2 separate regions of the Homo sapiens genome follow, and region 2 is linked to region 1. The links are chromatin loops, found by intact Hi-C in ENCODE. Cell type or tissue: spleen. All regions are shown on one strand. Each heading gives the region's core, and the rest is flanking DNA. Links, peaks and the distances in the headings are about the cores only. Region 1 holds the start of HOXA13 (homeobox A13). Region 2 overlaps TAX1BP1 (Tax1 binding protein 1).

Evidence for each region. Hi-C counts contacts between places; a loop is a spot of excess contacts. Peaks named below come from ENCODE experiments on the same cell type or tissue, not always from the same donor. Only the 100,000 strongest peaks of a DNase experiment are listed, where the experiment ranks them.
Region 2: a loop joins it to region 1, with 5 times the contacts of the local background. A loop is called at or near these places in 50 of 110 quality-filtered maps.

The regions. Positions count from the first base shown.
Region 1 is chr7:27,190,676-27,202,328 of GRCh38, forward strand. HOXA13 (homeobox A13) reads right to left here and starts at 9,416. Exons shown (of 2, transcript NM_000522.5): 1 at 8,481-9,416; 2 at 3,689-7,767. The coding sequence starts at 9,402. The coding sequence ends at 7,523. HOTTIP (HOXA distal transcript antisense RNA) reads left to right here and starts at 9,746. Exons shown (of 3, transcript NR_037843.3): 1 at 9,746-9,846; 2 at 9,948-11,653. RefSeq lists enhancers at 1,455-2,012, 2,013-2,570. In spleen, for the core only: a CTCF peak has its summit at 5,664 (motif pointing right); a DNase peak (open chromatin) is centred at 5,706; H3K4me3 peaks cover 3,190 bases; H3K27me3 peaks cover 8,000 bases.
Region 2 is chr7:27,779,592-27,791,244 of GRCh38, forward strand. It overlaps TAX1BP1 (Tax1 binding protein 1), which reads left to right. Exons shown (of 17, transcript NM_006024.7): 6 at 5,572-5,720; 7 at 5,808-5,898; 8 at 7,827-8,012. Among named protein-coding and RNA genes, the nearest start is that of TAX1BP1-AS1, 45 kb to the left of the region's middle. In spleen, for the core only: CTCF peaks have their summits at 5,075 (motif pointing left) and 5,292; no DNase peak of the experiment used is centred there.

The DNA.
Region 1 (11,653 bases), core at 2,211-10,210:
AGATCACCTCTATCACTACCAGGTGGAGGCAGGGGTTAATTTGTCCCTTTGTTGAGACACCTCACCCTCCCCGAAGGTCCCCAACACTTCCTAAAAGCTCAGAAACAGGTAATGCCCTGAAGTGGACCTCATAATTCTGCTTGGTCTGACTGGCAGTTTCAGTCATCCTTCAAAGCCCCTAAATATCTGAAAAGGCCCATACCCTTCCCCTGGCCACTGCAGAGTGGGGCACAGGGCTCAGCTGAGGGTCTCAAGTACCTAAGCAATCTAGTTATCATTTACTTTAGTGGATCCCAAACTGAAGGGAGAAGAGAAGATTACTTCCTTTAATAACTATTTTTATTTTTATTGTTGCCAATTATTAGACTTCTTTTTCCTATAGCATGGGAACAAATGGGGTGGGGGAGACTTTGAAGGGCGAAGCCCTAGTTCTCAGTGTCTGCCTTCCATTCCCCATGCAGCTTTGGCCCAAACAGGTTTCCCAGCAGAGTGTGTCTGAGATAAAGAAGACAAAAGGGGGTGGCCCAACCCGAAGGTTGGCTCTGGTCCTTGGGTCTCGGTCTCTACAGCCGTAGCTCACAGGAAGCCCCCACGCCACAAAGCTCCAACTGCTTCCTAGGGCAGCTCCATTTCCACTCAGTGCTCATGTTGGCTCACATTCCAGGCTTGAGAAGAGCCATCACCCCATCCAGCCCTCCTCCCCTACACACCCTTCCAGGCAGTTCTGCGATGGGACCCATTCACAGATCATTGTTTCTGCTATATATGCCCCCACAGCCCAGCCCAGCCCATCCACGCAGCCCTAGGGGTACAATCCAGATTTTTGGCTTCCGCGAAAAGAAATCCTTTGCATGTCCTCTTTGGTTCACCTGGAGAGATAGGCTCAGCGGCAGATCACGCTTAAGCTAACGTTTACCGCAGGGCCTGATGCTCTGATCTGCTGGAGGCAGGCTATAGGCAGGGGGTAAGGGGCTCTCTCCCTCGCAGAGCGCAGTGAAGGATTCTTGGGGGCTGGGAGTCAGGAGTTTTTACCTTGGAAGAGTGCGCCTCACATCTGTGTGGATTTTAGGCAGGAGAAGAGCATCAAGGGTCTCACCAAAGGCTTGCCACTCACTGAGGGAGAGGCCTGGATTCTGGGACCCCAGGAGAGTCTCTCCAGCAGGGTCTTGGCTCCCCTATCCTCTTCCCTGCCAAGTCGGCCCTATGTTCCTACCAGGACCCAGAACTCCGATCCAGCCACGTCCTTTCCCCTGGGCTTGCAGGCGCTCCCTCTCGCCCCCGCTAGGCCTTAGCGGGCTCCGAAGTCTGCTGGACTGGGGCAAACCCCGCTCTTCTGGGACGGGGACACGGCCTGGGCCACCCGTGGCTGCCGGGACTCCTTTCCAACAGGGCTGGGGATGGGAGAGTTGGAAATCAAGAAAGAACCTCTGCCTCCAGTGCACGAGCCCAGAGCCCAGGCTACCAGAACCCGCTTGCAGCAAGGTAACTGTGCGTCCTGTGCCTTCTTGAGGCGGCGGCAGCGATCGGCCCTGACCATAGAGGCGGCCGTGGCGCGGAGGACTTGACCTTTACGGCACGAGAGGAGGGCGCTGGCTGAGCCGCAGGGAGGGGGACGCTGCTCTCTCCAGCCTCCTCCACCCAATAGCAGTCCGCTCGACCCACGCCAGCTGCGCGCTCACCCCCTTTCCCCCTCCATTTTGTGCAGTGTCCGCAGACCCGCGGCCGGAAACAAAGCCCCCAGCCCTGCTCTCACCACCCTTCTTGCAAGCTGCTGTCGCCAACCCCCCAGACCAGAGGCTCAGAGCTAACGCTAAGCCCCTTAAGGCCCTCTCCAGGGCCCTCTTCTCTCGCCAGCCGCCCTCAGCCAGCTCCTGACCCCAGCCGCCCTCAGCCAGCTCCTGGGTACCACTCTGGGTGCCAACCGGGACCTGCCGGTGCCACGGTCCCGTGCGCCGGGTCCCGGCCTCGGGCTGCGGGCGGCTTCGGGGCCTACAGCCCAGCGGCGCGGAGCGTGGCAGAGGCGCGGGGCGCAGCGCAGCCCGAGGCTGCCTCCCGCCCGGGCGGACGGCGCGGCCGCTGGGGTGCACAGCGTAGCCCCGCGTGCCCGGCTCGCTCTCCGTTCCCTCGGATAGCTCCCACCGCTCGGCTCCGGGCTCAGAAAGCGGAAGTATTTGGTAGAGAAAAACACGGTTTCTTTTCAGCTCGTCTCAAAATCCCTTTTAGAGAAAATGCTCCTGTCAAGTTTTATTTCCCGTTGCAAACCACCTTCCACGCTGCCAAGAATTAAGACCGGGAGAGATTAAATACCCGATTATTCTCCTGGGGAGGGCGGGGCGGGGCCGGGAAGTGGGCACCCACACCAAACATTCCTTGAAGTAGGCTTGTCCTGATCCAGCCGCGCCCGGGGAGCCCCACGAAGGCCCGCGCGGCCTGCGGTGACGTCAGCCTGCAGTTGCGGGGCCACTCACCCGCACAGACACGGCCCTTGCTGTTCCGCGCCGGGACCTCCGCCAGCCGTCCTGCCGCAGCCCCGACTGGCCCGCGTGCCGTCAGAGGGAGGCCCGCTTTACACCGGCCTGAGCCTCCATTTTGAGTAGGGGGTTCTTGTAGAAGCGTGGAGGGTTTGGGGCCGCGCCTCTGTCCCCGAGGGGCGCGACATCAGGTAGCTCTCCGAGTTCACACCCCAGTACCTGGGGGAGGACCTATGTCGCCGCATAACCGCCCGCAGAGGTTTGGAAATCTCTGAGACCCGTTGTAATTATTTCTGCCCAGTGGATCCGGCTCTTCAGCGTCACGAGAGCCGGGCAGAAATGAAATCAACTGTGGCAAGGCCTTGGCTGCTTTCACGGAGGAGTTTTTCTGCGCCAGTGTCTTTTTCCTTCCCTTTAAAATAAAATTAAAAATAGCAAGCACTTCTCAGGCATTCATCAGAGATAGATAGATGCACGAGGATTGAGTGGGCATTTTCATAAAGAATGAGGCCGGCTGTTATAGACCGGCGGCCTAGCAGATGAAAACTTAATTAGCGTGCCTGTCCTAAAACCTAGGCATAAATCTCCCTCTGCCTTTTGGATAACGCTATATCTTTGCTTATGAGAAATGGGATGTGAGCAACTCGCTGCACATTTCTCTGATTCTCCAGGTCTTGGTCGGCTGACACGCATTCGATCAAGTTTAAAGGAATGCGCATAAATCAGCAAGCCCCTAGCGTCTCCTTGGGAGAGGTCCGCAAATCCAGGAGGGCGCCTCTGAACCCACCGGGTCTGGGGATTAGCAGTCCAGGGCAACCTCCGTCTCTGCTCCTGAACTCGGGAATTCACAGAGGAAGCAAGACACTGCATCTTCACCAAGGCCTCCAAACACATGCAGCAGAGTGCAATCTGCACTTACATGTATTACAAAGTGAAATCTGTGTCAACTCTCCGCACACAAATGTTGCATCTGCAGCTGAATTTCACTGCCTAGTGGTGAATTTTTAAGAAAAGATTTCAACTAGGTTGTTTTAATTTTTTTCTTCCCTTTTCTGTTAATTTTTTTTAAAAACCCACAACTTGAATAACTTGAATGGGTGGCTTCAGCTCTGCATCAGTCACAAATAGGAGTGAAATGCATAGCGACATTTAACAATCATCCACTTAAAATAAGTAAATAAATATGATAGTACTGAGAGCAGATAGAAAAAGTAGCGTTTTTTTTTAAAGTCCCATTTTTATTTTCTTAATTCAGGAAGAGTTTTCTTTTTAGAAAAAAATACTTTAATCAGGCTTTCAACAACATTATCCATGGGTCAGTGGCTGATACTATTATTCCTATTTTTCAGGAGGTGGCTGGTCTCTCCTTGATTTTTGTTTTTGTTTTTGTTTTTGTTTTAAGGTTTTAGACTGATTGCTATTTGGGCATTAAAGGAGCCATAATAAATAATCCATGCCCACTTTAGGTTATCTGGTAGATCCACAGAAATTTTAAATAGGAGGAGAGTTAGGTAAGATCGACACTATCAATGACCATTTTAGAACTGGGGGGAAAAAATCCCCACAACAACCCTGAAATGTCTTCTGTCATTACAGTTTCAAAAACTAGAGAGAGAAAAAAAGAAGGCTACTACTTTACCCAGGGTTCCTGTAGTGGTGATGGCTTTCGAAAGGGGCGGGATCCCGGCTGGAGAGCTGCTGTTGGCCTCCTTCCTAGGCTCGAGGCTCAGAATATTTCTTACATCTAAAGAAAAATATCCCCTGTCAACAGAAGAGTCCCTTTTGGAGCTGTTCTTAAACACACAGTTTGATCCAGCTTTGAGGGGATTTTCCACCACTTTAAACATTTTGGGAGAAAGTTGTTACTTTGGCTTGATGGCAGCTCATTTGGAAATGGAGTACTGTTTGGAACAAGAGGTGGAGAGGTGGGTCTGAAGCAACATTATCATTTGTTTCCACAAGTGGAGTGAAAATCCTCAGGGCAGCAAAATATAATTGAATTTCTCGAGACCTTTCGATATGTATGTTTCAACACCAGCCTGTTTTTGAGACAGCTTTAGAGACTCTTTCGTAATTCTCATCTATAAAGAAGTTGTGAGTCCTCAGGAGAGGTTGGAGAGGTTTCCGGCAGCCACTTTTGTAACCAATCAATATTATTTTCCATAAAATGATGAATCTGGTTCTTCCATTCACTATTACTTTCCTCTAACGTAAAGATAAAATTAGCCTGCATCTCACAATTCTGCATCCCACGGCTACTGATTCCACCAACATTTTAATACATATGCGCATAGCATAGATTTGACAAAAACACATTATCCTATGTGTATATTAAATATACAAACATACATATGTATTCTTTATGACTCTGAATACAGCACCTGATTGTTGTTAGAGGTCAACAGTAGATATAATATTATTATTATAGTTTTGATGGAAGTTGTTAATATTAAACATATTTATTTATCCTACAAATCAAATGGCAGATTCACAAGCATCAATATAAGATTGCACACCACCCTGGAGCAGTACTCAGCTCTGAGTTATCCAGGATAACTCTCGTTCTGTATCCAATCCTGTGGTCATTTTGTAGATATGAAATATTAAGTCCTCTTTACTGACCTCTCAAGAGGTGGGTTTCTTAGACTTTCTGAAACATAACTCTAGAACTCTAGACTTAGCAAGGCATCTGAATCTTAATTTGCTGTAAAGACTCCTCAATAGCTCTAATTACAGTGTGAGACCACCCTGGAGGGTGAGGACCAGGAAGGAATGGTGATTTAAGAACACATCTTAGACTGTAACAAAAATGTACAGCTTTAAAGCAGATCTGCAGAAATCTGATGCAGAGCAAGCCACTGTGAAGACAAATCAAATTTGGCCATTAGAGAAAAGGAACAAGGCTTCATCTTGTAAAGTACATTTTGTACCTCAATTCTAGAAATCACCTTAAATTACAATATCTTGCGTCATTAGCAATTAATGATATGATATCTGTACAGATTCTACAAATATATATACAAGCACACACAAGCACTAATATGCAAATGTATACATGTGTACACATATTATATATATTTACATATATACAGGGACATGTATAATTTACATATATTCAAATTTGCTCCAGCTGGAGCCAAATAATTGAGTACTGAATCTCTAAAGTCAAGGAGGTAAGAGCTCTTGATTCCCTTGGTTGAAGAATTACAAGGAGGCTTGTCAACGCGAGGTGGCGCCCTTGATCTACTAATCCAGCTAAGGCCAATTCATGAGCTGTCAAAAGTCAAGGTCACAAATTGTCTTTTTTTTCGTCAAGGTCAAGGTTTAAGGCCTTTCGTAGTCCTGTCATTTCAACAAATATCAAAACCTGCCCTCTCAGACACATGCAGACCCAACAGCAGATTTTAAAATACGACAGCCTAGGCATTGCTGCTACAAAACAACTGGTTTTCATTTTCCACAGGGAGCCTGGGAATTCATACTATCTCTTCCTCCTTTCTTTTCTCTCCCTTTTGTAATACCTGACACTTTAATCTCCTTGAAGCACTTATCATTTTTTAGGATTTTAGTTATGAGGGATTTCTCCCTTTTCTTAAAAATTTGGTAGCAAAAGAAGTACTGAATAATAATAAAGAATGGTCCTTGGTTTATATAAGATAAACCTGCTCCTTTTCTTTCTGTGCAGTGCACATTTAGCATAGGAAAGTAAAGAGTATTTTCTGCAGATTTTAATGGCAGTGACTATTTTATTAACAATTAATATTACGATATCACTATCTACAGGTCTAAGGGTTTTTTTTTTTCATTTTTAGTAGAAATATTTAAAAAGCAGGTGCACAAATACATTTTCACAGTGTGCTGAATGTCTTTATTTACAAGATATCATTCTATAGTGAATATGAACAAAACGAATGTGCTGGTTGAAATAACTGCTTGATTAAAAATGTGCTGTGAAGATGAATCACTAATCTTTCTAATGCACTCTGATAACACAATAAACATGGAAAAATACTAATCCCTTAATAGATCAAAATATAGAATATAGACACCTAAATATTTCAGGGGAATGAATTTTCATTCTGAGTTTTCTAAAAAAGAAAAAAGAAAAATGATTTCTCCAGCAAATGTTTAGCAAATATTGGGAAATGCCAATTCAAATGAAAAAACGAATTGTGTTCAAACCAAAGTCCATCATGTTGGGATGGAAACTCTCGGGAGATCTCACATAAAGTGAATTCTGTGGATCATCTGATGATGTAAACATTTTCAAAAAGATACAAAATCCTTTGGAAAATAACGGATATTGGAGCAGTAAATATAGTTCAAATGCCACAAAATATGCTTGTTATAAGCAATTAAAAATTATTCTTAAAAAGACATTACCGACCCGGGTTCTCTTGTAGCCTGAAAGGTTCAGCTGGTTGGTTTTACTATACTACCAAGACAAATGATCCTCAGAAGAGTTTTCTCTCCCTTTCTCCCTTCACAGCAAATATTCCAAGATCATTATTTCAGTACCTTCTCGTTTCCCCTCTAAATCTATACATAAAATGTTTTGCAGAACGTACAACAACGGTAGGAATTTCACTAAGATTTACCTGAGCAGACGCTTAACATGCAAAGGGAATGGCGACCTAAGAAGGACAAGCAGATGTTTACAATGGCCTCTTGCGTTTGTAACCAACTTCCAGATTATTACCATCTAACGCAGTGTCCTAAAATGTAACGATCACTTAAATACTTACAAGATTTCAGTAACTGCGTAACTTATCTGAAATTGCGTATTTTGGGGGTTGACGTTTGACATTTAACGGGCTGGGCTGATGGGGTTGGCGGAAGAACTGGCAGTCTTTACCTTTCTTAAAGTTTTAAAACAGTTGTAGATTCCATTAAAGAGAAAGAGATCTCCTTCGGGAGAGGAAAATGCCAGTCTCTGTCTCTTTCTCTTTCCCATTCTTCAATTATTATTAAGCATTATTATCATTATCTGGGCAAAGCAACGAGTTCTGAAGCGTTTCTTCAAGTTGCCTTCTTGCTCTATTTTTAATCCATTAACTAGTGGTTTTCAGTTTGTTGATGACTTTTTTCTCTTTAACCCTCCTGTTCTGGAACCAGATTGTGACCTGCCGCTCAGAGAGATTCGTCGTGGCTGATATCCGCCTCCGTTTGTCCTTAGTAATGAATTTATTCGTGGCGTATTCCCGTTCAAGTTCTTTTAATTGCACCTTGGTATAAGGCACGCGCTTCTTTCTCCCCCTCCTATAGGAGCTGGCATCCGAGGGATGGGAGACCACGTCTAGAAGACAAGGGAGAAGGCAAGTTACACAGGGATCGGACCCCAGCCAGGGCATAGGCGACAGCTCGATCTGAGCCACCCGCCTTGCAGCGCCCGGCTGCTCTTTGCCACCCGCTGTACAATCCTGTCTTCTGCTAAAGCCTAGAGGGTCAGTGGGGAAGGTAGTTAGTTCTGAACTGAAATGAAATCACCCAGGGCTCCAGTGACTTCCCCAACCCGGCCATCCTGCAGGAGCAGCGCGTAGGCAGCCTCGAGTGATAGCCTGGTCCAACGGCCCACACCTTAGCGCCAGGCTCAAGGTACAACACTTCTGTGCCTGCCTCCTTTCTGGGTGCCCGTCCCAATACTCGAAGCTTCTACACTGAAGCCATTTTTGAGAGAATGAATAGGGAGGGGCAATTTGGGGAGCTGTTTTCTGGTCAATTTCTCATCCTTAAATTGGTGTCAGGGGCTGGGGAGGGCGGGGCGCAGAGGGAGAGGGAAGCTAGCCGAGGTCTCCACAAGCCACCCCTCACCCAGGGAGAGCCAGGGACCAGCTCAACTCGAGGCAGTGCAGGCAGACCCAGCCAGCCATGCTCGGGCTCCCAGGGGTGCAGAGCCGCTAGGGCAGACCAGGAAGAGAACAGAAACGCACCCGGGATCGCCCGGGTGCGAGCGGAGAAGAAGCTGGAGCAGAGCCGGAAGACCAGGGCTGGGAATAGGTCGTCATTTACCGGGCAGAGTGGACTTCCAGAGGTGGGGAGGCTGCGCCTGCTCTTTGGGGCAGTACATTTGGCCGTTCCAGCCGTTGGGCAGCGCCCAGGGCTGGTAGCTTTCCATGGGAAGACCCAAGGGTTCGTGGCGCGACTCGCCGGGGCCCCCGAGGCCCGGCACCACTGGCATATCCAGGTAGCCAGGCATGGGCTGATGGTGGTGGTAAGGCCCGGCTGCGTAGCCCTGGTGGTAGAAGGCGAACTCCTTAGCGCGGGAGCTGAACTCCTCGGCAGCTGGGCCGGCGGTATCCATGTACTTGTCCGCGAAGGCGGCGGCGGCGGCGGCCGAGGCGGGCTGCGCGCACGACTTGATGGCGTTGGGGTGCGGGCCCATGCGGGCGCACGGGTAGTAGCCGCTGCCGAAGTAGCCATAGGGCAGCGCCGCGGGCCCCGACGAGCTCTGCGCCGCTGCCGAGCAGGGGCTGCATTGCTTGGCGGCCTCTGCGCCCGCCGGGCCCGCCGGGCCGGGACCTCCCGAGGACGACGCGGCGGCGGCGGCGGCGGCTGCAGCGGCAGCCGCGGCAGCAGCGGCGGCAGCCGACGGGGGCGCCTCCCCGGGGGCGCTGCTGTAGGCGGACGCGGCTCCTGGCGCCAAGGGCGCCGGGTGCGCCATCAGGTTGCGGCACTGGTTGGCCGCGGCCGCCGCCGCAGCCGCGGCCGCCGCCGCCACCGAGAAGTTGCCCCCTGCCGCCGCAGCCGCCGGGTGGGGGAAGCCCCCGCCCCCGGCCCCGGCAGCCGCCGCCGCTGCAGCCGCTGCTGCAGCCGCCGCCGCCCCTTCCATGTTCTTGTTGAGCTCGTCGGCCACCAGGCCGCCGCCGTTGTCGTAGAGAAACATGACGGTGGGCTCGATCCAGCGGGGGTGGAGGAGCACGGAGGCTGTCATAGCCCGAGCCGCATGGAGAAGACCCCAGTGGCGCTGTTTTAAAAAGCCCCCAAGAAGTGAAGAGCGCGCGGCGCGGGGCCGGGGCCCGAGCGAGGGGGGCGGATCGCGCCCCGCGGGGTCGCGCCAGGCGGCCGCCCATTGGCCCGGCCCCCCCGCTCCGCCCACGGCGTATGCAAAGCGGGCGGCTCCGACTCCAGCTCTGCACGGTGCACCCGTCGTCCCCGCCGCGGCCCGCGCCGTCCCCAGCGCCAGCCGCGCGGCCGCGCACCATTCACCCGGGGGAGAGGCGGAGGAACGTGCGGGTGGGGCAGGGAAGGAAGGCGGCCCCATCTCCGCCCCCCTTCCCTTCCTTTATCCCAGTGGGGCCCAGACCCGCGCAACCAGGCGGGGAGGGGAGGTGGGCGCGCGATTGGGTTGCGATCTGGAGCAGTGGGGACAGGTCAGGTAATTCTGCCGGCGGTCAGGGATGGGAGAGTGGGGAGGACGGGACCAGCCTAGCTCAGAATGGGTGTTTCTTGGAGCCTCTGGGACTGTTTTCTTTCCAGGAACCGGCGCGTATTTCTGCAGTGAGACCACAGGACGGACATCGGCGCCTTCGGCTTCGATGGAGTTGCGATTTTGCTCTTTCCAGGGAAACAGTGGCAGGGTGTTTGCTGCTTATCGGTTCCTGCGGATATGCCTGGGTCCCAGGACATTCCACTGGAGGCTTGGACTGCATTTAGGAGCCCCTATCCCTTCCCTGTCCACACTGTTAGTGAGCAATTTCATATGTTTGCATTTAGACCCATAGACTCAGAACGACTCATCACACACACACACAGTGTACACTGACACACTCACATTCGCACACTTAGGTATACAGCCTGATCCTTGCTCTGACCTGGTAACAACGCTTCCTCCTCCAGAGACTTTGAGATAGAGCGAGCGATCCCTGTGCACCATTCATCCATGCTCCCACCTCGCCAGTATGGCTGGCTTAGTTCTGGAAGGGGCTTAAGAGGAACAAGCCCCAGCTGTGCTTCTGGCTGGGACTTAAACCCCCCTTCTGGGCCCTAAAGCCACGCTTCTTTGTGGACCGGACCTGACTCTCCAGGAATCTGGGAACCCGCTATTTCACTCTATTTTGGGACAAGAAAAAGGGGCTCTTTGGGGCCACTTCCTGCCTTCCCCTCAAGTAGGATCTCCAGCCTGCAGAGGGTGCCTAGTCCTTCTTTGCCCAAGAACCAGTCCAAGAAGCCTTTCCTCTGTGCCTGGGAAATGCAACCTTTTCTTGGGAGCATGGTAGGGTGTTGGTGCTGAAGAACCAAGCAGCGACCCGTCTTGTAGCTGCCATGTTTTGTCGAGGGGTTCTGGGGGTCCTGCTGCTTTAGAGCCACATACTTCCACTTCCTGATTCACTACTGTGAGCTGGTCAGATGCCTAGAAGAGGAACAAGCGTTCAAAGTGAAAGTGGGCACATTACCGGAATAGTGCTGGGGAGAGTGCTGGATTCTTTTCCACCCCAGGCGGACTGGTGAGAAGCCAGGCTTGGACCTGTCCTCTGCTCCTAGCTTGCACACTCAGCCCTAAACTCAGAGCAGCACGCATACCACCCCTCACACACACCCCACCATCTGCTGTCTAAGGCCCCTGGGCTTCCTGCAGGATCCAGACCAATGTGGCTGGGCTTGGGCTTTTATCTGTCCTGATCCTGGATTTGTCCTGACCAATGTAAGTGTCGCCCAATAAAACCTTCTATGACCCCCACACCAGCCACCCCCCCACCAAGTGTGCCCTTTCCTTCTTGACTTTTTAGCAGTTCTGGGTAAATATTGATTTGCCCCCAGTTTACCTTCTCCCTGACTGGCCATTTGCAGACTCAGGAACTAGCCTCTGTAGGGACTTGATTTTTCTGTTACTTTCTGGCCGTTTCACCACCCCCCTTCCTCCCTCCAAGTGGCATTGTAAAACTCACAGTGACAAAGAGACAGAGTAGGGTTCTAGGCCCCTGTTCCTGGGGACTTGAAGGCGGTTTTACATACTGGTCAGACACGGCTGGAGGCCAAGGTCAAGTTGAAAGTTGCAGTCCAGCCAGCATGAGAACTGCCATGCGAGCGTAGAGACACAGGCAGCAGCAAAAGGCCCATTGCCCACATCCCCTCACTCTTAATTTTCTCTCTCTTTTTAAAATTCTCGCCTCTGACTCTGTTCGGCTGCCCAGAATTTTTTGGTGCCTTCGTGGGGTTTTTGGGGCGGTGTTTACCGACTCTTC
Region 2 (11,653 bases), core at 1,676-9,675, 590 kb after region 1:
TGTCTTAATGGCAGTGTATCAGATGAGTTACTTGATTTGAATACTAGTCAGGGATAAATAATGAATTAGAGTGAAGACAAAGAAACCCAACAGTGTAAAGTTTTTGTTGTTCTTAATGTAACAGTCTATGTCATAAGTCATTGAAGTCTGGGGAGGGGATCGCAGATTTGCTTTGCATGATTATTCGGGGGCCTTGTTACCTTTTATATCATTCCACTGCCCACCCTTAGATTCCTAGAGAATTTATGTCTTCGTGATAGAAACTTGGTCACTGACATATCCTGGTTTCAGCTGGATGAAAGGGGAAAGAGATCTTAGACAAGGCATGATCAATAGTGTAAGTTATAGAGGTGGAAGTAATATATATCATTTCATTTATATTTAACTGATGATAATTTAGATGACTATAATGCATTGCAAGAGAAGCTGGGAATACAGTATAGTTGGGCAGTGATATGTAGTTACTATGGTTGAAAGGAGGTCATAATTTGGCAGACAACCAGCAGTCTCTGCCACAACACACAACACCAATATAGTAGTCTTTGAATTTAGCAGTTTGTGAATGAGATCTGGAAGTTATCTTTGGAGAGTATCTTATAACTTAATCTATTTATTAGTACCACTGTTAAGAAAGGTCATATCAAGAGTAGATAAAAATCAAATTACCAAAATTTCAGTACCTCAATTATTAAAATTTTCAGTTATTATTTTAGAAAACTTTTGTTTAAAGATATTGGAAAGTTGAAATCATTCTCAGTTCTTCCATTTACTAGCTGTGTAACCTTTGATAAACTACTTAACTTCTCTGTGGCTCACTTTTCTCATGTGAACGAGCCTTATAGTCGTTCCTAATTCTTAGGCCATGTGCTCATCAAATGAGAATGTATTATACATAAAGCACATAACATTTCCTACACAGTAGCTCTCAAGATAGCTGTTATTGTTATCATAGCATTAGGTACCTGGTTTTGGACAGAGGCAGTTTAAGGCATTTAGTATCTAATACATGGAATTGCCAAAAACCAGTTTTGAATTTATGATCTCATTGAATTTGTTTTTGTTTGTTTTTGCCAATTGTCATCAAGAAAAGATACAAAAGGCTTAATTTTAATACATGGGGTGATGATTATAACTTATGTATACATAGCAATATATTTCTTTCAAGCCAATTACTTTAATTTTGTACCTGCTTTACAAAGTAATAGTTTTAAGAAACTCATAATATATTATTTCTACAATATATTTATATACTTTTAAACCCATAATTTTTGTATTGATAAGTACAGAACTGTACAATGAAGCATTTTCATAGTTTATTTCATAAGACTACATCATTGAGTAGTTCCCATTCAATTTAATTAAAAGGTAATTTTAAGTAAAGTTATACTACCCTAAATTTTTTTACTTATTCCCTAACTCTTTAAAAATGTATATGAAACCTAATGTTAAAAAAAAATCACTAGTTTGTGGAATAAATTCATATTCAGGAAATAATTTAGACACTAATATATTTGTAGCCTGTCTCTCTTCCCCCTCCTCTCCACTCCAACCACAAAAATAGTGCTTGGATCTGTTATTTTCTGTAAAAGTTGAATTTAAGTACATTTGTTCATAGCAGATTTTTCAGTGAATTGAAGGTAGCCCTCACATTTTTTACTATAGTCATGCACCACTTGACAATGGGGATACGTTCTTAGAAATGTGTTGTTAGATGATTTCCTCTTTGTGCAAACATCATAGAGTGTACTTACACAAACCTAGATAGTATATCCTACTGCGCACCTAGGCTATATGGTATAACCTGTTGCTCCTAGGCTACAAACCTGTACAGCATGTTAGTGTACTGAATACTGTAGGCAGTTGTAACACATGGTAAATATTTGTGTATCTAAACATATCTAGATATCTTAGAAAAGGAAAGGTACAGTAAAAATATTGTATAAAATGTAAAATTTGTTATACCTGTATAGGGCATTTACCACAAATGGAGCTTGCAGGACTGACAGTGCTCTAGGTTATTCAGGGAGTGAGTAGTGAGTGAATGTGAAGGCCCAGGGCATTGCTGTACACTACTGTAGATTTTATAAATATTGTATACTTAGACTACACTAAATTAATTAATTAATTAATTTTTTTTTTTGAGACGGAGTCTTACTCTGTTGCCCAGGCTGGAGTACAGTGCAGTGGCGTGATCTCGGCTCACTGCAACCTCCAGCTCCTGGGTTCAGGTGATTCTTGTGCCTCAGCCTCCGGAGTAACTGGGATTACAGGTGCACGCCACCACACCTGGCTGATTTTTATGTTTTTAGTAGAGACAGGGTTTCACCATGTTGGCCAGGCTCTCGTACACCTGACCTCAGGTGATCTGCCCGCCTCGGCCTCCCAAAATGCTGTGATTACAGACATGAGCCACCGCACCTGGCCAGACTATACTAAATGTATAAAATATTTTTTTCTCCAAAAATAAATTAACCTTAGCTCACTGTAACATTTTCACTCTCTTTTTAAAAACTTTTTGATTCTTTTGAAATAACATTTAGCTCAAAACACAAACATGTACAGCTGTGCAAAAATATTCTTTCTTTGTATCCAAATTCCATAAGATTTTTCCATTTTAAAAACTTTTTGTTTTCTTTTCTTGTTTTATTTTATTTTATTTTTTTGAGATGGAGTCTTTCTCTGTCGCCCAGGCTGGAGTGCAGTGGCATAATCTAGGCTCATTGCAACCTCCACGTCGTGTGTTCAAGCAATTCTCCTGCTTGAGTAGCCTCTCAAGTAGCTGGGACTACAGGCACACACCACCACGCCCAGCTAATTTTTTTTTTCTTTGGTATTTTTAGTAGAGATGGGATTTCACCATGTTGGCCAGGCAGGTCTTGAACTACTGACCTCAGGTGACCCACCCACCTAGGCCCCCCAAAGTGCTGGGATTACAGATGTGAGCTGCCACACCGGCCAAATATTATATTTTTGTCTGGTGGATTTGTAGAAACCAGAGAAGATGTCTTTATAGTCTGTGTAGCTGTCATCATAACTTGGTATTATAGTTGATTTCAAAATTAGGTGTTTGAGAAAAGCCAGATTAAGTAAAATGAGTGATATTTGATTTAAAATCTGACTAGCAATTTTCATAAATAATTGTTTTGTCAATAATTTGTTATTTAAAGTGTTCAGGTGCTAGTTTACTAAATTTTACTCTGTGTATGTGTGAATCTAGAATACCATACCTTTTTTCTAGATAATTGTTAGTGATACTGTATCTGGTTTCTTCATATGCTTTTGTTTATAATCAGAATTTTATTTTTTAACATGAGAATAAATGTGCTCTGTTATTTTAAATACTTTTAAAATGTGTTTAGCCACCTAGATGAATGATTCATAATCTTTTTATCGGGTTATTCATAAGTGAGAGTTATGACTTGTGGGAATTGGTAATAGTGGCTCATGGAAACAGTGATTTTTTTAGTTTAGGAGTGGGAGGAAAGTCCCTGCATGAATCTGAAGTACTCAAATCTCTTTATCTCCCTTTGCCCCAATTTTTATGATTGTTTTCATATCGGCATACAATGTAGCAGGCTTAATTATCTGATGGAGGTTTTCTTTGTTTTAATATTAGAATTATGATGTCCTTTTGGCATGATTTACAAATGACTAAAAGTGTTTTAGAAAAATTGTCTTTTAGATTTTATCTTTTAAAGTTAATTTTTGAAAGCATGATTCCTAGTTGTTTGAAATGGCAAAGCTCTTAGCTTTTTCATGCTAAGAACGACGGAGCCACATTGAAGATGCTTATGCTTAACTCAGACGTGAAAACTACAGGCCTGAAGAATAATCCTTACTTTATCGTTTTCATGTGTTTTGAAAGGAGGCTTGTATGCTGGGAAGCTATCAGGTGCCTTTATGGGCACCAGAGAAAGTCTAAGACGCTTGTTGTAGTCAGAGTTAATTTATAATTCACTGTAAAGTTAACTGACTCAAAGCAATTAGTTCATGATTTACATTCAGTTGCTAGTGATTTTTTTCTCTTTTCCTATGCATTTTGTAGAATGCTGTATACCCGTTATAGGGCTTCATTACTTACAGGATTGGAAAGTAATTTTGTCCTAGGGAGAAATACTTGGGTTAAATCTGTAGTGTATTTGCAGTGCCAAGAGAGCACTGGTGGTAAAACTAAAAATAAAAAAAATGTGAACATTATTTAGAAACCTCTCTGGCCATCTTTATAAATCAACAAGACAAATCCTGAAAATGTGCCCAATTTCACAGCAATCATTATGATTGCAGAGGAAATAAATATTATTTGTTTTTTTCTCTGGTATTATGGCATTGGAACCAAAAAAGCATTTTGTACAACAGTTTTTGGTTAGTGTTACAAATTCAGTCAGACAAACATTTGCTTTGACCAAAAATAAGTCAATAGGGTGTATCTGACTTTTAGAAAATAATGTAGCAATGTTCATATTCTAGCAAGATATTTAAAATGATATTCTATCAAGAAAATACTTGGGTGAGTTCTTTTATGTGAATTAAAGTGAATTATAAATACTATATAATCTTTCATACTTTTAACTTGGCAGAACGGTGATTTTTTTAGTTTTTGTTGCTGGGTAGGTAAGTATTACTGTTTTGGGGAGAAATTTTAAAATTGTTCTTTAATAAAAATAATTTTATCTTAATTTACCAATTCTTTTATAATATAGTTTTCTATAACAAAGCACTTCCCTATATACACTGTTATATTTGAGTCTTATGAATTGTCCATTTAAAGTAGAATATTCCAAGTAGAAATTCAATTCAACATTCAATTTGTTGCACTTACTACCTCTTTTATATTTGTCTTAGTGTCTTTGAATATTTGTTTAGGCCTCTGAGTCACACTGGCAAGAAGATTAGGAACATGGCTTTAGGCATATGTTAGTGCTTTGATGGCAGTTAGTGACCTGTGCTAGAAAAAGTGGGTGTTAACCTTGATGGTGTCGTGTAAGACTTGATATGTCGTGACTAATTTTTAAAATTTTTTTCTCATTTTTCTTGCCTGCCCCCTGGTGGAGAAAAGTTAGTAAAATCAACATACAGGGTACATGAAAAGTCTGAAGGTGGGGGGAAAATGTATATAAATAAACGAATCATTGCTCATGCCTGTAGTCCCAGCACTTTTGGAGGCCGAGGCAGGAGGATTGTTTGAGCCCAGGAGTTTCAGCCTGGGTGACATGGCAAAACCCTGTCTCTATTAAAAAAAAAATTAGCCAGGCGTGGTGGTGGGTGCCTGTAGTCCCAACTACCTGGGAGGCTGAGGTGGGAGGATCACCTGAGCTGTGATTGTGCCACCATACTGCAGCCTGAGTGACAAAGTGAGACCCCAAACAAAAAACAAATTATCGATTAATTTAGTATATGAAAATTTAAATATATGTTATCATTTCAAGTTTTATAGTCTTAGCTTCTCAAATTTGGAGGGAACAAATGTGGGATTAAAATTCTAAGAATACATAGTTTTCTTAAAGATATGCAAATTTGCTTTACTGATTATGTTTCTGTGTTTTCTCAAAATACCTTGTTGTCACTTCTCAGGGTCTTACTGAAGTAACACAAAGCTTAAAAATGGAAAATGAAGAGTTTAAGAAGAGGTTCAGTGATGCTACATCCAAAGCCCATCAGCTTGAGGAAGATATTGTGTCAGTAACACATAAAGCAATTGAAAAAGAAACCGAATTAGACAGGTATTTCTCATGCTTTTAAAAAATAAATTCAATAAAAATTTTAAAACTTTAAAACATTATAATGTTACTTTATCATACCTATCTTAGTTTAAAGGACAAACTCAAGAAGGCACAACATGAAAGAGAACAACTTGAATGTCAGTTGAAGACAGAGAAGGATGAAAAGGAACTTTATAAGGTAATTTATTTTTTACCATATCTATTGCCTGTTGCTTCAAAAGAAATGACCCCAGAACTTAGGGGCTGTAGGTCAGCAATTTAGGAGCAGCTTAGCTGAGTGGTTCTGGCTCTAGCCTCTTGTGTAGTTGCAGTCAGGATGTTGGCAAGGGGTGCAGTCAGCTAAGGGCTTGATTGGGACTGGAGGGTTTGCTTTCAAGATGGCTTACTCCAGTGGCTTTTGGCAGGAGAACCTTCAGCTCCTCTTGAAGTGGTCTTTTCATAGGCTGCTTGAATATCCTCACAGCATGGCAGCTAGCTTCTCTCAGAGTGAGTGATCCAGGAGAGAGCAAGGAGGAAGTCACAGTCATGTTGTATATCACCCCTAAAAGTTAGTTTTCAGGGAATTAATTTGCTGCTGTTTTAGATACTTAACAGGTAGTGTGTAATAAGTTGAAGAGGTTTAATGGAATTAAGATACTTGTTTATCACAATTCATGTAACTATTTTTCCTTTTTAAGAACATATATATATATACACATTGGGGAGAACATTAATTTAGTAATAATCCCATTTTAGAGTTTGACTTTTAGAATATCTTCAGAGATGTCATTTTGTAAAAATATCCTCACTGCTAACAAATCTTGACCGCTTGAAGTTTTGAATTTTTTTTTTTTTTTTTGAGATGGAGTCTCGCTCTGTCGCCCAGGCTGAAGTGCAGTGGTGCGATCTCGGCCCACTGCAAGCTCTGCCTCTCGGGTTCACGCCATTCTCCTGCCTCAGCCTCCCGAGGACCTGGGACTACAGGTGCCCGCGACCACGTCCGGCTAATTTTTTGTATTTTTTTAGTAGAGACGAGGTTTCACCATGTTAGCCAGGATGGTCTCGATCTCCTGACCCGCCTCAGCCTCCCAAAGTGCTGGGATTACAGGCGTGAGCCGCCGTGCCTGGCAGTTTTTATTTATTTATTTTTTTAAGCAACCCTGAAATATAGGGTAGTTAGCTTAATTGTCAGTAATGCTGTGGGTGCAAATTGAGACTTATTTTTTTAAGTGGCTCATAAGCATTTCCTGAAGGCAATTCCAGATGAGGAATTTCAAGAACATTCTGAGTTAAGTCCGTTTCTTGTTAAGTCAATTTAATGAGCTGATGATTATGAACATCAGGTAGCGTTTTAAAGTGATGCTGCAAGGGTGTTGGTTGCTGATGTCTTCAGAGAATCAGGAGTTAATATTCTATCCTTGTGAACAGGAATTAGTCCTTCAGCATTCTGTATATTTAAAGAGTAAAGTGCAAGAAGTAAGTTAATTCATTTCTCCTCAGTACTCTTAACGAAAGCAGGATATACTTGATAGTGTACACTACAGGTCTGTATTTATAATTCCAGTTATTGAATTTGATTTGTATGTGTGTTAGGAGCAAATCAGCAATAGCGAGAGTCATGGGAAAATCAATATAGTTGGGTTAGTCAACAAATACATTTTTCAGCACATTGAAACTAAATGATATCGTACTTTTCGCCTGCAGAAAATGGAATTGTTTGAGATGTTGTTTTTGAATGCACCCCTTCTAGTTTTCCAGAGTCTTGTCGTGCCAGATTTGAATATGCCAAATAACATAATTTGTTTCCCCAAAAGAACAACCAAATCTATTTGCATTTTTAAAGAGAACCTGAAACCATTAAATCAAAGGAAAAGACTTTAGAGATCAGGTGATGTTGTTAGGGCTTAGAATAATCTCTCTGGAAAATAAAAAAGCTTAGAAAAGCTGTGTTCTGCTCCTGCATGCTTAACTAGTCATTTGGCAGAACCTGGGTCTCCTAAATCCTAGTCTAGTATGTCTTTCCTTCCTTTCGTTGTCTTTGGGTTAGAAATATAATGGTATTTTAAACTTTGACTAACTTAGGTCATGGAGTTAGAATATTCTTGACATTTTCAAACACCATTACAGGTACATTTGAAGAATACAGAAATAGAAAATACCAAGCTTATGTCAGAGGTCCAGACTTTAAAAAATTTAGATGGGAACAAAGAAAGCGTGATTACTCATTTCAAAGAAGAGATTGGCAGGCTGCAGTTATGTTTGGCTGAAAAGGAAAATCTGCAAAGAACTTTCCTGCTTACAACCTCAAGTAAAGTAAGTACTTTTGCTATATATATTTGAAGATTGTAAAACATACCTATGAAATGTATGCAATATGATTTTCATTTTTAATTCCCCCAAGCTTTTGTTCTAAAAAAGTTCAAACTTACAAAACAGTTGGAAGAACAGAACAATGAATACTGATGTACCCTAAAATATTTTGCCATTCTTTGTTTTATCTCCCTCATTTATATGCCTTTTTTTCTGAGCGATGTGAGTTGCAAGTATTACGATAATTTACTCTAAATACTTTAGCATGTCTCCCTTATGAACAAGTGCATTCTTCTTCATAGCCATGACACCGTTATTACACCTAAGAATTTAGCACTGATTGAATAACAGTCATTCTCATAGTTAGTTCACAATCACATTGCCCCAAATGTATTCTTATATAATCTTTAAAATTTTGTGATTCACAGTTAGTCAAAGACTACATATTATTTTGATTGTTGTATTTTGAGTCGGTTTCAGTCTAGAATAGTGTCCCTACACTTTTTATGACATTGATATTTTTGGAGAAGACAGGCTAGTCTGAGAAAATGTTCTATAATCTGGATTTGTCTGTTGTTTCTCATGACTAGATTCAGGTGAGACATTTTTGCAAGAAAAGACATAGATGATGTTTTGTCCATCCTGTTGGAGTCATATCAAAAGTTATATAATGTCAATTTGTTTCGTTCTTGATAATGTTAGGTTTAATAATTTGTTTAAAGTTATGCCTACCTGTCTCTATATAGGTGCCTTTCTTTTCTTTCCCTGTTTGTGATTATTAAGCAATCTGTATAAACACCCTGTTCTCCAACAGCCTTTCCTCAATGTTTTTATTGTCCTTTGATGCTCCTCACCTGCATCAGCTATTATGTTGGTAATAATTAATGATAGAAAAATGGTGATTTAAAAAATTCTATTATGCCTTCTACATTTATTTGTAGGTAATCTTTTATCATGAGGACATTCCTGTCACCCTTCCCTCTTTTTTAAATATAACTTTGGACTTACTGATTTTTTGCTGCATATTATGCATAATCATCATTATTCTTTTTCATACCCAAATTGTTCTGAATTTAACCAGGGGAACCTTTTCAAGCCTGCTTTTTTGTCCTGATATGTTCCTATAATGCTTTGAATACTTTCTTGCTTTATGGCACAACTGTATGTTCTAACTTCAGGTTGTTCCCCCAGACCTGATATTACCATTTCTCCAAGAAACTCTGTTTTTTTTAGTAGGTAATGGTATTTTGAAACCAAGAACTGGATCCTATTGCTACTATGGGGCTGCTGCTTTGCACATTCAGTGGGTATTTTGCATCTTTAATTTATATTGATAGCTCCAATTCAGATTTAGTACCTTAGGATTCTTCCTTCCTTTGCTCCATTCCATATTTATATCTCTCTTCTCGCAATGTGAGAACTCTTGTTTCCCAAACATCATTATTACTCATGTGTTTCCATCCAGCCGTACACACCAGTGTTTTCACAATTATTACATCAATGCCACTTCCAACAATAAATGTACTAAATAAAGCTAAGGTATTTTTACAGCTCTTTTTTCTTAGAATATGTTTCACTAAGGATGTATAGAAACGCCATGTTCAAAAGTTACTTGAACTATTTTTTTGCATACCTATGTTATAAATTTGTAATATAATTTCATTTGCTTGTATTTAATTTTAATATTTGCTTTTATTCTTCTGTTTGATTTATTTTTATTGTTTGAATATGTAAAACAGTTGCTTTGTTCAGAAGTCAAAATGATAGAAAAATTTTACTCTGAGGTCTCAATCTCTTCCTTGTTTTTTTAAACCCTTTTCTTACCTATGCCCATAGATAAACATTTTCATAAGTTTCTAGTTTATTCTTATGTTTCTTTTTGTAAAAATAAGCTTATATATGCATGTGTACATGTACATACATCCTTCTTTATCCTCTTCGTTCTTAAAAAAGGTAGCGCTACTATACATACCATTTTGCACCTTTTTCTCACTGAACAAAATAAGTTGCTAGTTACTCCATATCAGTTTGTAGAGATCTTCCTCATTTGAAAAAAATGGCCACATAATATTCCATTATATAGATTTACCTTGATTGATTCATTATTTCTTATGATGTTATTTTTAGTAATTTGCTATTAAAAATACTCAGACATAGTTAATGTAATACCTAAAACGTCAGAAGCGCATGACATTTAGAATTAATGGTTAATCCTTGTTACTTTTTAATGTAACAGATTGCCAGTGCAAACATGAGAAGTGTATTTGATTATTTGTTATTTAATAAGATGCTAAAAATTTCTCTAAGCATCTTTTTCCTATTTAAGCAAGACTTCTGTGAGGAAAAGCGTAGTTATGGAAGTACCTGAGAAAAATGACTACTAGTTGCTAAAGCTTTTAAAAGATTGTGAAAGTAGTTTGAGGTGATGGTTATAAAAAAATTTAAACAGTACATGAGGATACAAAGTAAAATGTAATCCTCATCCCTTCTCAGATAAGTAAGTTATTATTGAATTTATGAATATACGTATATTTATATTTTAACACAAATTAGAATTTATACATTTTTTCCTTTTAAAAAAATTTATAAATGGATATCTTGCACTATGATACACATGTGGATCTTTTTCATTCATCATAACAACTGCCTAGTATTTCTTCTCTTCATTTAACAACTGTGTAGTATATGTTTTTTGATTGTTTTTGATTGTTTATAGTCTTCAGCTTTTATAAGCATCCTGCAGTAAACATCCTTATAGCAATATGTAGGCACATTTATAATCCGTAGAATAAGTTCTTTCAAGTGGAATTACTGGGTCAATGAGTATTTAAATTTTGATAGTTATTTTCAAATTACCTTTCAAAAAAATGTTCTATTGATTTTTTTATTCCCACCAAGAGTATATGAGATATGTATTGTTTGTAATGTCTGCACAGACTTTGATTATATAGAGGTAGTATATCATAGTTTATCATAAATTCTCATGTTGGTAGACATTTTAGGTTCTTAATGATTTTTCATTATTTTAGTATTTTATTGAATCCTTGTAAAGCTAAACCTATGTCTATACCCTTTGATAATTTTCTTGGAAACTTATGGAAATAAAATTGCTAGATCAAAAGCTGTGAGAATTTTTAAGGTGCTGATGAATGTTGTAAATATCTGATGAGAAAAGATGCCAGTTACAGTTTATATAAGCCCACCTGTTTGTGAATGTGCCAGTTGCCCTAAACCCATGCAAATATTGGAATGTTACTGTTTTTTTGATCTTTGTTAGTTTGAAAGGTGAATGGCATTTGTTTTAACTTATTTGTTTGATTGTTGGTGAGTTGAATTTTTTTACTGCATAATCGCATTTATTTCTTTAGAAAATTTTGTATGTTCATGACTTTTGACTTTTGTTTTGTTTCTCCTTATTGACTAGAAAAGTTATTTATATCAAGTATTATTATACCTTTCTTGAATATATTACATATAATTTTCTTCTAGTTCTTTTTCTTCTCCTTTGACATATAGAAGTTGGCGATCTTTTTATAGGTAGATCTATTAGTGTGATGCCTCCGAAGATTTTGTCCATGCCAACACTGCATAAAATCATCATTTACATTTCCTTCTAAGGGGCTAACAGTTTAGAAACCAATATT